Linked DNA regions of Homo sapiens: region 1 is linked to region 2. Evidence: chromatin loops called from intact Hi-C (ENCODE). Cell type or tissue: tibial artery. All regions are shown on one strand. Each heading gives the region's core, and the rest is flanking DNA. Links, peaks and the distances in the headings are about the cores only. Region 1 has its middle 45 kb from the start of FAM180A. Region 2 overlaps SLC13A4 (solute carrier family 13 member 4).

Region 1 (7,969 bases), core at 3,429-5,928, 80 kb after region 2:
CTTTACACAAATGGTCCTTTGAAGTCTGATCTGCTTTTAGCAGGAAAGCTTGTGTCCCTGGCTGCCATGTGGTGAGAGCAGCCTGAGCTGCCCTTTGGTCTGCATATGCAACCCTGAGGTTTCTTGAAATATTTTTTGGAAGGGAGTTCTGGAAGTAGGCCTTGACTTCTTACTAACTTGGGCAGCTGGGGGGTTAGAGGCGTTATAAGAAAGTGACTTTCTTTTGCATTGTAGGCTGGTGAAGTGGAACATAGCGGTTATATCTTGCCCTTTCCTAACTGTGTTAACTTTCTGGGTACCGTGTTCTCGTTGCAACGTGTAACAGAGGCAATGTACTAGACCCCAAAATATGCAATGATGAAGCCTTCTGATTTTGCAGACACCTTATTTCTCAAGAGAGGGAGAGCCACGGTTGTGAAATCACCAAAACTGATGGGAAGCTCCGCTGGTGGCGGCCCTCTCAAACAGCAGATGCATGACTCCCGATTCTCAGCCAGGATCTGGTGCCTCACGTGCGAGGATGAAAAGAACCAGAAGACTTGGTCAGGAGCCTTCAATGATGGCCACATATCAGAATTTTAAGAGCTCATGAAGTACTTATAAATCCACGTTGCTCAGGCCTCTTCTATTAGAAATCCTAAATCAGTGGGTCTGGGTTGGGGCCCAGCGAATGACTCAGATGTCCTGCCAGGATTAGAAACCACTGATCTAGACTGGTCCCAACACAGTCTCTAGGGTGCTGAGTGACCTTTGGGAAGTCACTTCACTTCCCTGGACGGTGGCTTCCTCACCTCTTAAATAAGAACTTGGACTGGATGTATTTAAACCTGGCTGCAAGTCAGCAATTTCCAGGGAGCTTCAGAAATACAGATTTCCCAGACCCAGGAACCTGTATTTTTAGGAAAGTCTCCAAGAGATTCTGATGCAGCCAGTCACCAGGTAGGGCCCACTTGACTCAGTGGTGACCTGAGTTCCTTTGAATTCTCATGTACCTGAATTCATGTAAAAGGATGAGCTCAAGTTGCTAAACTTACATCTGTGTCAGCAATTGTCATGATTTACCCACATGCTATGTCTGTTTGAGATTATTCTCTGGTTTAGGTATGAACACTTTTCCTTCCTCTGTTGACTTCATGCTGCTAGCACATAATAGATGGCTCAGAAACAAAGTGAGTAGATGAATGAACAAATGAAGTCCTTAAGGGCAGAGAACATGCCTTCTGGTTATTATGAACCTCCCACTGTGCTGAGAAGTGCTGGTGAACACAGTAGATACTAATAAGTGTTTGAGAGTGCAATAGACATACACATTTTTGCCATTATAGAAGGTGGAAGATCAAGCAGGCAGAGTGGACCTCAGATGATAGTGCCTGGGTTGGTTTTTTTTTTTTTTTTTTTTCTTTTTAGTATGAGTGTTTTGTGGTCAAGGCAAAGTCTATGTAGGCAGTATCAGAACGCACGGGGTTGAGGTAAACGCACCTAGATGAATCTGTGCATTTCCCTTCCTTGTGCACAGAAGTCCCAGGGCCAGCAAACCATTGGCAGGCAAGAAAAGATGGCACCCTCATTGTCCCAGGGGAGCCTCCCATCCAGCTCAACACTGCAGGGCTGCTAGTGAGTGTTGCTTGGCCCTGCCCTCAGGGGAGCTGGATTCCTTCCCTGCAGCATGGCCTAGAGAAGCAGGAGAGGAGCGTTGTACTTTGGTCTTTGGATGGTGGAGCAGTGTCACATCACAGCCCTATTGTGTCCTGGAGATCACAGCCTGGTAGATGAGGCTGGAGCTGTGTCCTGTGAGGCCACTGCTGCCTGCAGCCCTTCTGGGCTGAACTGAAGAAAGAGAGAAAGTAGTCTTGCAACTTCCTCCTGTCACCCGCCCTCACCTCGGGTGCTCCCAGCAGGGATGGAGCTGTTTTCATCAGAGCCAGCGTGCTCAGCCAGTTCCTGCCTCTTCAATGCTGGGATGGCTACAAATCATCTTTTACCTTGGGATAGACAGCCTTAGAATTTACAACACATATTTATATCCATTGTCATATTGAATCATACATAGTAGGTTATTTATTAGCTTTGCAGGGTGGTGAAGTAAAAACCATATTTTTCTAACACCCTTGGTCAGAAGCATGTATGGCATCCGCCCCCTCGACTCACTAAAGGCTGGCTCTGCTGAACCTTTTCCCTCCCTGCACTCAACAGAGAATATTTATTAGAACAGCAGGCTCTTCGGGCCTCTCTGACACTTCATTTTGTCTTGGAAGTTGGTGATGATTGAGCCAGTGATTTAAAAGCCAGGATGCATCTGGGAAGGTCATTAGAGAAGAACATATCTATTCATAAACTTAATAATAAATTCACAGCAATAACTAATATCTATATAGGGTCTATTCGGAGCTGGCTGCTCTAAGCCCTTTCAGGTTCATAGATGAGAAAACGAGGCTGTGCTGGGGAGATGAGTTGCCTGAAGTCACGTGTGGTTGTGACAGAGTCAGAGTGTTCTCAGTCTTGGTCTTTCGCCACACTATGCTACTTCCTCAGATGCCTTTGTAGAGGGTCCCCTTTATTTTCTTTTCCCTCTTTCTTGCTCCCAGCACTTTAAAAAAATTGAGGTAAAACTTATAAAATTGCCATTTTAAAATATACATTTTTTTTTTTTTTGAGATGGAGTGTTGCTCTGTTGCCCAGGCTGGAGTGCAGTGGTGTGATCTCGGCTCACTGCAACCTCTGCCTCCTGAGCTCAAGCAATTCTCCTTCCTCTGCCTCCTGAGTAGCTGGGATTACAGGTGTGTGCCACCACACCCAGCCAATTTTTGTATTCTTAGTAGAGACGGGGTTTCACCACGGTGGCCAGGCTGGTCTCAAACTCCTGACCTCAAGTGATCCACCCGCCTCAGCCTCCCAAAGTGCTGGGATGACAGGTGTGAGTCACCACGCCCTGCCCTTTAGCAAATATGTCTTGAGGGCCACATGCACAGATGTGCCTGACTGCCAGCTTCCTTGTCACACCGCAGATCATTTCCACGTGGTAAACGGATGCATTAGTGAGAGGATGGCCCTGACAAGTCACTTTGCACGTGCTGGGATACAGTAACTGGCCAAGTTCAGAGCATTTTTGTATATTAAGAGAAATAGTGAGTTGTAAGAGCACTTTTTGGTGTGGAATATAGCTAATCCATAAAAAGGCCCCTTTCAAGCTCTGCTTCGAGAGCTGAACTTCTCTGTGATTGAGGAAAAGTTCAAAGGGAAATCACTCTGCACCTTCATCTCCTCCTTTCCCACTTCCACCACCCATGGCCAGCCTCTCCCCACATTCTCCATGAATGCTTGAGATAGCATGCTAACCAAAGGCTCTCCCAGCTTCCAGCACCCCTACCTTCCAAGCCAAACCACCCAGTTTAATCTTCTAGAACTGCAGTTCTTCTCACATCATTCTCCTACACAAAAAACCTTGTCAGCTCCCCCACTGCCAAATCTTACCATGCTATGCAAGGCCCCAGCCTACGTTTCCAGCCTTGTTTTCTATGTTCCCTCTTGGCTTCTTATGCTCCAAAAACTCGGAGTGCATTTGCTTTTCCTTGAAAGTGTCCTGTGTTTTCCCACCTTTGTGCTTTTGCTCTGTATCCTCTGCATCTGTTAGGAAGGCATTCAGCCGCAAGTAACATCACACGGAACCAGCACTGACTTAGGGAAAATCACACCCATAACAACAATTCCAGAGGTGAGCTCTTCAGGCTGCTGCAGCAGCTCAGCCCTGGCATCAGAGACCCAGACCCTTTCGATCTGTCTTCTCTGTCATCTTGGCAAGTTGGCTTGTTGCAATATGGTTATAAAGTGTTACAGTTCTAGGCATTGTGTCCATGTTCAAAGTAGGAAGAAGGGCAAACCTGTCATTATTGATGACTTTCCTTTTTATCAAATAGTAAAACCCTTTTCTGAAGCTCCAATAATCTTCCTCTTAAGTGTCATGTGTAGCCTTGTATCACATGGCTATCCCCCGCTAGCTGCAAGGGAGGCTGGGAAAGTGAGTATTTGGTTGGAAGAGGGAAAGGGAAAGGAGGGAAAGGAGCTGGGACTGGCTACTGGGAGAGCTCACTATCAGGGTCTGCCACACTCTTCCTTCCTCTCCTCCATGAAGTTCGGTTTTCTCATCCAGATACAAAAAACCTTTCCCCCTCTTGCTCCCAATGTACTACTTGTATCTTGATTTTAGCATACATATATTCTCATACATGGTAGCAACCAGTTAATTTTGTGTTTATCTTCCTTCGTAGACTAGAAGCTCCTGAAGAGCAGAGACCGTGCCTGGTTTAACTTTGCATTTCCTATAGCATCCAGCACTGTTCCTCAAACATAGCCTTTATAAAGATGTTTTGTTAACATTTCATGGATAATGATTTCAGTTTAAAAACTATACTTTTGTGTTGCTTGGTTGGAACTATTTGTACTATATTTCCTTTGTTAATGTTTTAGAATGTAGGCAGTTATTATAGCTGACGTTTGAGTTCTTGCTATTTGTCAAGCATGTGATAATACCTGTAAGAGCACAGCCCTGTAGGGACTCAATAAACACTAGCTATTTTCATGCCCTTCAAGCTTCATCACATTCCAGTGCAGTAGATGCCATCGTTATGCTCGTTTTACAGATGGGACACCTGAGGATTCAGAGAGGTTAGTTTCCTCTCTCCAAACACCAAGTTGCAGAGCTGTAGTTTCAATCCTGGTCCATCTGAATCTGAGATCCATGATTTTAACTATTAGTTACACTATCTCCAGACCAGACTATGTTTCCTTCCCTCCTCCAAGAACTGCAAGTTAATGGAGGTTATGTTCTTGGGCATTGATTTATTTTTTCATACCTTTTTCATCTATTAGACAAGACATCAATTGATGCATTGGCCTGGATGACACCAAAGGAAACCATTTGTCCTTGTCAGCCTGCAACTGGCCTGCAGCAGTCTTGTCAGCTGTCATGCTCTGTGACCAGGTGTCTTAGTCCTTTTCCTGTTGCTTGTAACAGAATACTGGAAACAGAGCGATTTATAAAGAAAAGGAATTTATTTCTTACAGTTTTGGAGGCTGAGAAGTCCAAAGTCAAGGGGCTGCACCTGGTGAGAATCTTCTTTCTGGTGGGGACTCTGAAGAGTCCTGAGGTGGCACAGGACATCACATGGGGAGGGGTCTGAGTGTGCTAGCTCAGGTCTCCCTCCCTCTTCTTATAGAGCCACTGGTTCCTCTCCCATGTTAGGCCATTAATCAATCCATTAATCCTTTAATGGATCAATTAATTAATGAGGACAGAGCCCTCATGACCCAATCACCTCTTAAAGGCCCTGCCTCTCAAGACCGCCACATTGATGATTAAATTTCAACACGACTTTTGGAGGGGACAAGATATTCAAATCACAGTGCCAGGTAAGTCCCCTGAACAGGCCCAGAAAATCCATGCCCTGCAAATTGATCCTTTCCAAATCCACACCCTCAGACCAACACCTGGCCTGACTCTGGTCACATCAAGGCTCATCACTTCAGCTCCATTCATAGAAATGATCTTGGGTCTCTTTCCTCATTCTTTTGATCTTTGATTACACTTGATTCCTTACCCCCTTTGGCTTTGTTTCCGACAGTAGAATTTGGATTCTCTAGCCTGGTCCAAAAAACTCCTTAGAACATAGTTTTACTTGCCTTGGGTCTTCCTGTTCTTGGCTGCGTCAGGTAAAATTTGAGTTCAACTTGGCCCCAGAAGCTGTGGTCTCACCCTGGCCACATGGCCGGGCCTACTTTGGCCCTCTGTGATGGCAGACCTGAGACCAAGTAAAACTTCAGCCTCATAAAAATGTTCACTAGCTCTAAAAATACACACTGATTTAGGTGCAGCACTATTTTCCCCTACGAACAGCCAGCCCTATCCATTCTTAGACTTTATTATTAAAACTTAACTGTCTGTACACAATGTCACATATGTGAATGAGAAGCCAACTATGTGGATATCCTCAATGTTTTGTAATCCAAATATTTGGCTCTGAGAGAACCCTGGCATCTGTGTTCATTAAACATGCAGACACCCAAACATTTGAATGAAGAATGAAAATTCAGCAAATACAGGGGAAAATGGCATTTATAAAGAGAACAGTTGAATGGCTGACTAGTGTACAGGCTGTTTCAGACTGGCGCAGACAGAATCTCAGCAGAGACTTCAATTAAAGACTAATCCAAGTCAGATGAAGTGAAAATAAGGGGCAGTCTAACACTCTTCTCTCTGGCTCACTTCTTTGCTTGCTTTTTTCCAACTTCTGGACTCAGAGGCATGTGTCAACTTGCAGGGCCTCAGTAATCTGCTTTCTCAGCTTTGGACTGTTTTAGAAGGCAAAACAACCCCCTTGTTCCAACATACCACAGCTACTTAGATGTGGAAATTTAACCTTCTTAAGATCAAAATCCCCTTAAACACCTTGTCTATTACTATATTGGAAAGAGTATGACCTAAGAGTTAGATTGCTCTAAGCAGGCTAGCTAAAAAGATCTCATCCATATTGTACCTATTCTAAAAAAGACGAGACCTTGAATAATTCCCAGGAATAAGTGCATTTGGTCTGAAGTAGATACACCAGGAACTCCTGAACAAGGGAGGACTGTTTTGTAATTTTCAGAGTCATCACTGCCTTCACGAGGCATTAGAAAGAGAAAGGACTCTGGCATTGGACGGGCCTGGACCCAAATCTTAGGTCTTCCCAGTGATGGGACTTTTCTCTCTGGGCCTGTTTTGCTTTGTTTTGCTTTTATTTGTTTATGTACTAGTTGCCCTTCTGGTTGTTGTGAGGATTAAATGAGATAAGGTATATGGTTAGTTCTTTTCTGTGTCAAGCATATTCTCTTCCTATGTACCAACCCCTCATCCCTACCCTGTGCAACATTCATTCTTCACGCCAGTTGTATTTTTCTTGTCCACAGTTTAGAAAGTAACAGATGGAAGACACAGCACAGCAGAATGGCAGATTCATGTTCATATAACATTATATGAAAAACTCACACGTTTTCTATTGAGGTAGGCCATGGGCTTTGATTCTTTCTGCCCATTCTCTTCCTTTTCATTCCACTGCTAGATAAATTAGGTCACCCAGAAAGCACACTGTTCACCTAAAACATCAACACACCCTATTTCCTTTGAACATCAGAATCAAAGAAAAGCAAACAAGCATACCAAAGAAACCCATCGTGGGGACTGGGAAGATCTTGGCTGCCTCTGAAAGGCTTGGATCCAAGCCCTTCATTCCACTTTCAGTAGGTTAGGGGAGCTTTCAAGGACAAGTTCCACCCTCAGTCTCCTACAGGACAGTGCCACCTGCCTTCAAAACCCTGCAGTTTTCTTCCTTCCTTCCTTCCTTCCTTCCTTCCTTCCTTCCTTCCTTCCTTCCTTCCTTCCTTTCTTTCTTTCTTTCTTTCTTTCTTTCTTTCTTTCTTTCTTTCTTTCTTTCTTTCTTTCTTTCTTTCTTTCTTTCTTTCTTTCTTTCTTTGGCAGAATCTCACTCTGTTGCCCAGACTGGAGTGCAGTGGTGTAATCTAAACTCACTGCAAGCTCCACCTACTGGGTTCAAATGAGTCTTTGGCCTCAGCCTCCCGAGCAGCTGGGACCACAGGCATGCACCACCACACCCGGCTAATTTTTGTATTTTTAGTAGAGATGGAGTTTTGCCATGTTGTCCAGGCTGGTCTAGAACTCCTGACCTCAGGTGATCCGCCTACCTCAGCCTCCCAAAGTGCTGGGATTACAGGTGTGAACCACCACGCCTGGCCAGAACCCTTCAGTTTTCTTTAACACTTCGGAAGTTGATGATCACCATCCATCTCAGCTGCTGGGGACTCCCCAGCTTCTTCCACAAACATTTGGCATGTGCCAACCATGTGCTCTCCTTGCAGTCAGGCACCTCTCTGGTGTGGTGTTTCCAGGTTAGTGGATCCAATGCTATTAAGTTGGTGC
Region 2 (7,969 bases), core at 3,450-5,949:
CATAGTAAAATACATAGCATTTGAAATAATATGTACATGATCATACTAATTTTGATTATTGAATTAACAAAAATTGTGATTGAGCATATTGGGAGGATGGTAGAAGGCGAAGTGGGGGATGTAAAAGAAAAAATCTTCCCGGGAGGCAGAGCTTGCAGTAAGCCGAGATCGCGCCACTGCACTCCAGCCTGGGCGACAGAGCGAGACTACGTCTCAAAAAAGAAAACAAAAAACAAAAAGAAAAAATCTTCATCTGCTATAACAAGAAGTCAACTGATAGCCGCTTAAAGTGAGAACTCAAGGACTAATATAAGAATATCATATGGGAATGGAGCTTAATGACAGAAGAAGCTGTTAACAAAGTTACAAGTTATTGACTCTGAGGGTGGGGTGGGACTTGGTAGGGGGGGAAGTGGGAGGGATGAGGAAAGAGACTGCTGACTTTTCATTATAAGCGTTCAGTATTAAAGTATTTGATTTTTAAACTTTGTGCACGAAACACTTTGATAACATCAAAACCAAAATAAAGGCAGGCTGCTCCATCTCTCCTTTCTCTCTTTTGCCCTATGGACATTTCATTGCATCTGGTTGATGAGGGTTGTGTAGGAGAAGGGACATCTGCCCTCACTGTGACCATTTCCTGGGGGGAAAAGCCCCTGCTTCTGGTTAACCCAGTGTTTGTCTCTAAGCCCATTCCTCAGCGGACTACTGTCACGAATGCCCCCTGGGGGCAGGGAAGGCCCCCTGCTCTGGACAGCTTGTGACTCCGTGGCAGAGTCCACTCTGAGAGGGCGGTGATCATGGTGGTGGGGGCGGGGGTGGGGTTGGGGGAGCGGCCCCCTAGCGGGAGCAGGAGGCACTGCAGGATTGTCCTAGGGAAGTGGTTGAACTTGGAGGTTCAAGGGCCTTTCTCACTGCCTGGTTACTTTCCCAGGCTTTGTGGAGGCGGCTTTGTGGCACAACTGGAGCTTTATTTTCTTGTCTACCGAGGAGAGAAACCCACAGAAGATGCGGGACCGTTGTGGGAGATGGTCTTTCCACCAGCCCCATGACACAGCCCTGCGAAGCTTTTCAAGTCAGTGCGACTGGGGTGTCTTTCCCCAGGGACTGACTGACAAGAGCTACGTTTTCTGCCTCTATCATATCCCATTCTAGAACACCGGTTTGGCTGTGATGGCCTTTTAGGATGCTCAGTGCCTAAATGACAGGTAGGCCACTTTCTCTGGGTTCCACTTGGAGGCAGAGGAAAGCAACCAGGAATATGGAGAGCCTTCTAGTGCCGGCATTTTGCATGTTGCATTCACTTTCTCATTTGAGCTCCACAGCAGTGCTATGAAGCAGCACTATCCGTATCTCAGTTTACTGATGAGGAAACTGGGGGTTTAGGGAGCATCTCCCAGGTCACAGTGTAAGGGCAGAGGCAGGATACCACTTCAGGGCCATCTGAATCCGAAGCCTCCTAGACAGCCTGCCACACGGTGAGCCGACTGGAAACCCCCATCTGATTCAACTCTAGGGGGATTTTCTGGGTCTCCCAGACAGCATGAGCTGGCACACATTTCTTGTCGTGTTTTTGTTTTTGTTTTTGTTTTTTTGAGACAGAGAGTTGTTCTGTGGCCCAGACTGGAGTGCAGTGGCGCAATCTCGGCTCACTACAACCTCTGCCTCCTGAGTTTAAGCAATTCTCCTGCCTCAGCCTCCCAAGTAGCTGGAGCTACAGGTGCTTAGAAAAACTAAGGAAACCTCCTTAGTGAAACCACTACACCTGGCTAATGTTTTTGGATTTTTTTTTTTTTTTTTTTTTTTTTTTTTTTTTTTTTAGTAGGTACGAGCTTTAACCAGCTTGTTGGCCAGGCTGGTCTTAAACTCCTGACCTCAAGTGATCTGCTCATCTCAGTCTCCCAAAGTGCTGGGATTACAGGCATGAACCATTGCACCCAGCCCACTGGTACACATTTTTTATCTTCATTTATAATCGCAGTCCTGACACTGGCCTTAAATGCCCAGGGCAGGGCCAGTCTGAACTCCAGGCCCAGCTTCAGTGGGATATTGGCTCTGTGCTGGGTGTTTGGTGGGCTCAGCTCTATTCTCATGTCTTTCCTGCTCCCTTGTAAGTGATACTATGTGCTCGGGAGACACGGCCTGGGGCTCAGGATATAGTTTGTGATTACAGAGGTAACATCACTGAGTGGGGAAGAGGGAGGACTCTGGAGTCAGCCGGGACTCCACTGTGTGACCCTAGACAAGGTATTCAGCCTCTCTGGGCTTCATTTTCTCATCTAAAAAAAAAAAAAAAAAAGGAAGGAAGGTTATGTGAGTCCCTACCTCATAAGGTTATTACAGAGATTAAATGACACGTGCAAACCAGCTGGCATGGCCTGCCACATTGATGGCCAGGATCCCTGGTGACTCTTCCTGTTGTGAAGTGCTCCATCTAAAGGCTGAGCTGGTTTGAGGCCATTAGCACACAGAGTGGGCTCATCCATGCACAGAGCAAAGCCACAGGGCTGCTTTTTCATTTTTAGAAATTAAAATTCTGTTCAGTGGTGTTGTTTATTAGTTTTCTAGCCCATTGATTTTTCTTTCACAATAACACCTGGGTTATTCAGAGCCTCCCAGGGAACACCAGACTTCCAAGATTCTCGAGGATGATTGTTATTGTTTTCTAGAGTGTGTTGCAGATTTCCTGCCTTTATCAACAGAGCCTGTGCATTCTCCCCGGCTTCTTGTGAGACATGTGCCAACTCTCCCCATCATAGCCTCTGCCCAGGGAGCCTCTTATCGCTCTTGCCCTTGGCTAGCTGTCCAGGCTGCTGGTCCTTCTCTGGTCCCTGGGTCTGCATTTTGCTGGTTTCCCGTCTCATTCTTAGGCGGCTGCATTTTCCCGATGTGAGGATGCTTGCCATTAGCATTCCTTTCCCCATTTTATAATTTCCCAGACTCACATCCTGTGAGCTGGGAAGCCAGATAACGAAGATTGTTAGAGTTTTTTGTAAAGAGAAATTAGATTCTAAATGGCTGTTCCTCCCCAGGAGTAAAGTGCATGGATTTTAGGACATTTGCATGGTGGTTTGATTGCTTTTTCTGCTTTTCTGCTCTGTGGTTTTTCTCAGTATGCCACATCACTGAACTTGGAGAGCAGAGGTGTTTCTGGACTGTGTTTTAGGAAAGATGGGCTCAAGGAGGTCCCCTTGACAAGGAATAGCTATAGCAATCTTGGGCTCTGAAGTTCAGATGAGTTACCTGCTATTGGACAAGCTAATGAACCTCTGTACCTCTGTCACCAATTTTTTAAGGGCCACAGTGATGCTACATAGCTAATTTAATCTGCTGTGACATGGGCTTTACACATAAGATAATGCAGGTGGGCTCTTATTTTTTTTTAATTATGTGTTTTTTATTTTATATATTTTTTGAGACAGAGTCTCACTCTGTTGCCCAGGCTGGAGTGTAGTAGCCTGATCTCGGCTCACTGCAACCTTGGCCTTACAGGTTTAAATGATTCTCCTGCCTCAGCCTTCCCGGTAGCTATGACTACAGGCACCCACCATTGTGTCCGGCTAATTTTGTATTTTCAGTAGAGACGGGGTTTCGCCATGTTGGCCAGGCTGGTCTTCAACGCCTGACCTTGTGATCCTCCCACCTTGGCCTCCCAAAGTGCTGGGATTACAGGTGTGAGCCACTGTGCCCAGCCTCATCTGAACAATTTTGCAGTGAAATTCTCTGAACCCTGGGAGCAGATACCTGGCCTGGCTCCCGCTCAGTGCTAAGCTAAGCCCTGCCAGGGCTGAAGCCCCACAGGACTCCATTCCAGTTAGTGTCCAAGCAGCACAGCCAAGCCAGCAGTGTCTCCTTTCCACCTTCCCTGGGGGCAGGAATGCTGTTTCTGCCGGGTAAGCCCCTAGCAGGGGCTCAGACACCCTTCTCATCACCTGATTTGCATTCCTGGTTCCATCTGTTTTATATATTGAGTCTTCTAAGATTTGGTTTAAAGAAAAGGTTTCATTGCTTAAAAAAACATTCTTTGCAAATCCTGCCCTAGAGAAGTCTAAAGTAGAGAGACCCAGATGGGTGCTGGCATGACCCAGAAGCTGGCCCAACTCCTGCATGACTGGAGACACTGATTCATAACCGCCACCACCCCTGCCCAGTTTCTTCTTTGGGACTGTATGAACTACCCAGATGGGGAAGCTGAGGCAAGGGTCTGGGCTCTGAGCCACGAGCCAAGGGGCTGCTGGTCAGGTGGTGGTTCACAGGGAGCTGCTCTTCCCCCCAGAAACATTAGCTTGGTCTCGAAAGGCTGCAAGGTCTGTAGGCTCCCACTGAAGGCCCAGTGTGGAGCTCAGCCCTGGGGCTGCGTCTGGGTGGCTGAGGGTGAGGGCAGCCTGGGGTTCAGGCAGGTGGCCAGCTGGATGTCCAGCCCACATGCCCACGGGCCCGCATGCAGAGGACCGGTCAGCCTCCATGGCGAGGAGAGATGGGAAAGGCAGAGCTGAGAGTGCTTTATGAAATGCCCCCAGGCTTACTCAAACAGAGAAAGTCAGGGTAACGAGTCAGAGGGCAGGAATCTGGCGGGTCAGAAAGATCAGGAGCCAGCAGGGAAGCGGATTGATGACAGCCGACTCCGGCGGCACCAGGCGGCAGCGGCTGCGGGTTATCCCAGCGGGCGCAGCCTGTACTCCTCTCCTGCCCCTGCGGGAGCTGGAAGCTGAGTGACACCAGCCCGAGGCCTGCAGCGCAGGGCCAGAGACCGCTGGCTGGGCCCAGGTGAGAGTGTGTGTGAGTGTGTATGTGAAAGTGTGTGTATGTGTGTGTATATGTGAGTGTGTATTTGTGTATATGTGAGTGTGAATGTGTGTGAGGGTATGAGTGTGTATGTGAATGTGTGTGTGTATGATGTGTGTGTATAAGTGTATGTGTGTGAGCGTGTATGAGTTTATGTGTGTATGCGTGTGTGAGAATGTGTGTATGAGTGTGTGAGAGTATATATGTGTATATGGGTATATAAGTGTGTATGAGTGTATGTGTGCATGAGTGTGTATATGTGAGTGTATGTGTGTATGTGTATGTGTATGAGTGTGGGCATGTGTATGAGTGTATGAGTGTGTGTGAGTGTACGTATATCTAAGCATGTGTATGTGTGTGAGTAAGTGTATGTATATGTGAGCGTGTGTATGAGTGTATGTGTATGAGTGTGTGAGTGTGTATGTGTGAACATGTGTGTATGAGTGTGTGTATGAGTGTGTGAGCGTGTGTATGAGTGTGTGAATGTGCATTAGTGCATATGAGTGTGTGTATGTGTATGTATGAGTGGGTGTGTAGGAGTGTGTATGTGAGTGTGTGAGTGTGTGCCAGTGTGTGTGCTGGGGAAAGGATAGAGACAAAGAGCACATGCAATTACTTCCTGAAGTACACCCTAACCCTGGGCCTCCTGGAGAGCTGTTTGTTCCCAATCCCCAATATCCAACCCATGCTTTCTACTTCACCGGAGAGCCCTGTGGTGCCCACCTCTATGCCATTCTCCTATAGACAGTAAATCTTAGTTAACTTGATTGACACAGGTATCATGCCCAGGCTATAAACTTTTGGAGCAACACATTAGAAGGGGCTTAGAGGACTTCAGAGGCAGATATAATGACGGTAAGTGAGAGTCACAATGGAGCCAAAATAAAAACAAACACACACAAACCTAAAATACAGGACTAATCAGCAGAGGAAGTAGCAGCTGGATGCTCACAAGATCATAGAGGGACCTTAGAGTCCAACCCATCTCCCAAGGCACAAAGTCTATGTCTAGTGTATCTGGCATGGTCATTTGGCTCAGACATCTAGGGACAGGAACACAAGGACCACACATGGCAACTCATGTCAGAGTTTTCCTTTATACAGAACGGGAAATTCCTTTATGGCACTCTGACTCTGGTTCTGGTGTGACGCTTTGGGCCTGGAGTGTGGAGCCATGGAAGCCTGGACTTATGGAAGCCTGGACTTATGTCCCCTTAAGTCTTCTCTTCATTCCTCATGTGACTCAGGCTCCAGCTTTTTAACATCCTGGCCACCCACCTCTGGATGAGCTCCTTATCCAGAATTTGATGTACTGGACACATCATTTATTAATTTTTAAAATTAAAAAAAATTTTTTTAGATGGAGCCTAGCTCTGTCATCCAGGCTGGAGTGCAGTGGCATGATCTTGGCTCACTGTAACCTCTGCCTCCTGGGTTCAAGAGATTCTCTTGCCTCATCCTCCTGAGTAGCTGGGACTACAGGCATGCACCACCATACCCTGCTAATTTTTTATTCTATTTTATTTTTAGTAGAGATGGGTTTCACCATGCTGGCCAGGCTGGTCTCAAACCCCTGACCTCAGGTGATCCGCCTGCCTTGGCCTCCCAAAGTGCTGGGATTACAGGCGTGAGCCACAGTGCCCAGCCCATAATTTATTAATTCAACGGAGGATTTTGGTCACATTGCCTGGGGGGTTAAGAGCTCAAGTTCTGGAATCATACAATCTTGGATTCAAGTCCCAGCTCCACCACTTAGTAGCTGCATAACCGCGGGTAAGTAAGTTACTTAACCTCTCTGAACTTCAGTTTCCTTCTCTTTAAAATGAAGATAAAAATAATAGCACCTTCACGGAGGATTAAGTTATATAGTGTGTGTAAATGACCTCCCACAGTGCCTGGCATATGGTAAACACTTGGAATTTGGCAGCCACGTTGGACTGATGGTGACTCATGCTGAGCCTGTACTTAGCTAAAAGCCAAGGGTCTTTTTCGCATGAACTGCTGGCATTTATCCTTATTAGACTTCATTTTGTCAGTTTCAGTCCATTGTCTCTTCCTGTCCGCATGTCTCATTCTGCCACCGTACATTAGCACCGTACATTAGCCAGCTAGCGCATCCAACTTAGCCATCTGCAAATCTGATAATAAGCCTTTTATATTTTCAACTGCAATCTCACCCTAATCTGATGCCAACATGCTATTCAAGATTCTTTAGGTTCAGCTGTTCACCCAGCCCTCAAGTTACTCAACTGTGCTTTCTCATGGAGCCCACTCTGACTCCTCTGAGTGAGAAATTCTTTTTTTCCCCCCTGGAAATTTTGAAGGCTCCAAGGAAAAAGTTAAATTATATTTAATAACTTCTGTTTCAAAGACCAAGGAAATTATAAAACCCATTAGAAAGACTGTAATCAAAAATTAGTCAACATGAAGTTTGGGCAGTTGGCAGTGTAAATTTTATTTATCTAGAACATCCCCTCTTGAGGAGTTGTATAAATCCTCCACAATGCCAGAAAACGAGGCATCACTTCATAGGGCATTCTGTATTTTTCCACATGGTTTATACTTTCTCTCTACTAAAATAGAAACTTCTCCGGGTCAGGAGCCCTTCTGTCATTTTGTATCTCTTATCAGCACCTGAGTCTGAGCTTTGCACACAACTCCTAATACCCACTGGCTGACAGATCACCACTGTAAAAATGAACCATTTATATGTACTTGTGATGGTTAACTTTGCATGTCAACTTGGGTGGACCATGGGGTGCCCAGATTAAGCATTGCTTCTGGGTGTTTCTGGATGAGATTGGCATTTGAATCAGTGGATTGCCCTCTGCCATCTGGACAGACATCATCCAATCTGTCGAGGGCCTGACTAGAACAAAAGGCAGAGGAAGCAGGAATTTGCCTCCTTTTTCCAGTCTCACCACCTGGGCTGGGACATCTGTCATCTCCTGCCCTGGGACTGGGATCTACACCATTGGCTTCCCTGGTTCTTAGGCCTTTGGACTCACACAGAGTGACATCAGCAGCTCTCCTGGGTCTCCAGCTTGCAAGTGGCAGCTCATGGGATGTCTTAGCCTCCATAATTAATCAAGTGAGCCAATTCCTACACACACACACACACACGCGCGCGCGCGCACGCGTGCGCGCTAGTCTCCTCTTCGTTCTGTTTCTCTGGAGAAACTGC

The links. Hi-C counts contacts between places; a loop is a spot of excess contacts. Peaks named below come from ENCODE experiments on the same cell type or tissue, not always from the same donor. Only the 100,000 strongest peaks of a DNase experiment are listed, where the experiment ranks them.
Region 1: it touches region 2 in a loop (2.0-fold over the local background); 3 of 110 quality-filtered maps call a loop at or near these places.

What each region holds. Positions count from the first base shown.
Region 1 is chr7:135,790,068-135,798,036 of GRCh38, forward strand. No RefSeq gene overlaps it. Among named protein-coding and RNA genes, the nearest start is that of FAM180A, 45 kb to the left of the region's middle. In tibial artery, for the core only: no CTCF peak of the experiment used is centred there; no DNase peak of the experiment used is centred there; H3K27ac peaks cover 658 bases.
Region 2 is chr7:135,710,181-135,718,149 of GRCh38, forward strand. All of the region lies in intron 2 of SLC13A4 (solute carrier family 13 member 4), which reads right to left. Among named protein-coding and RNA genes, the nearest start is that of SLC13A4, 14 kb to the right of the region's middle. RefSeq lists an enhancer at 4,425-5,291. In tibial artery, for the core only: no CTCF peak of the experiment used is centred there; no DNase peak of the experiment used is centred there; H3K27ac peaks cover 1,378 bases.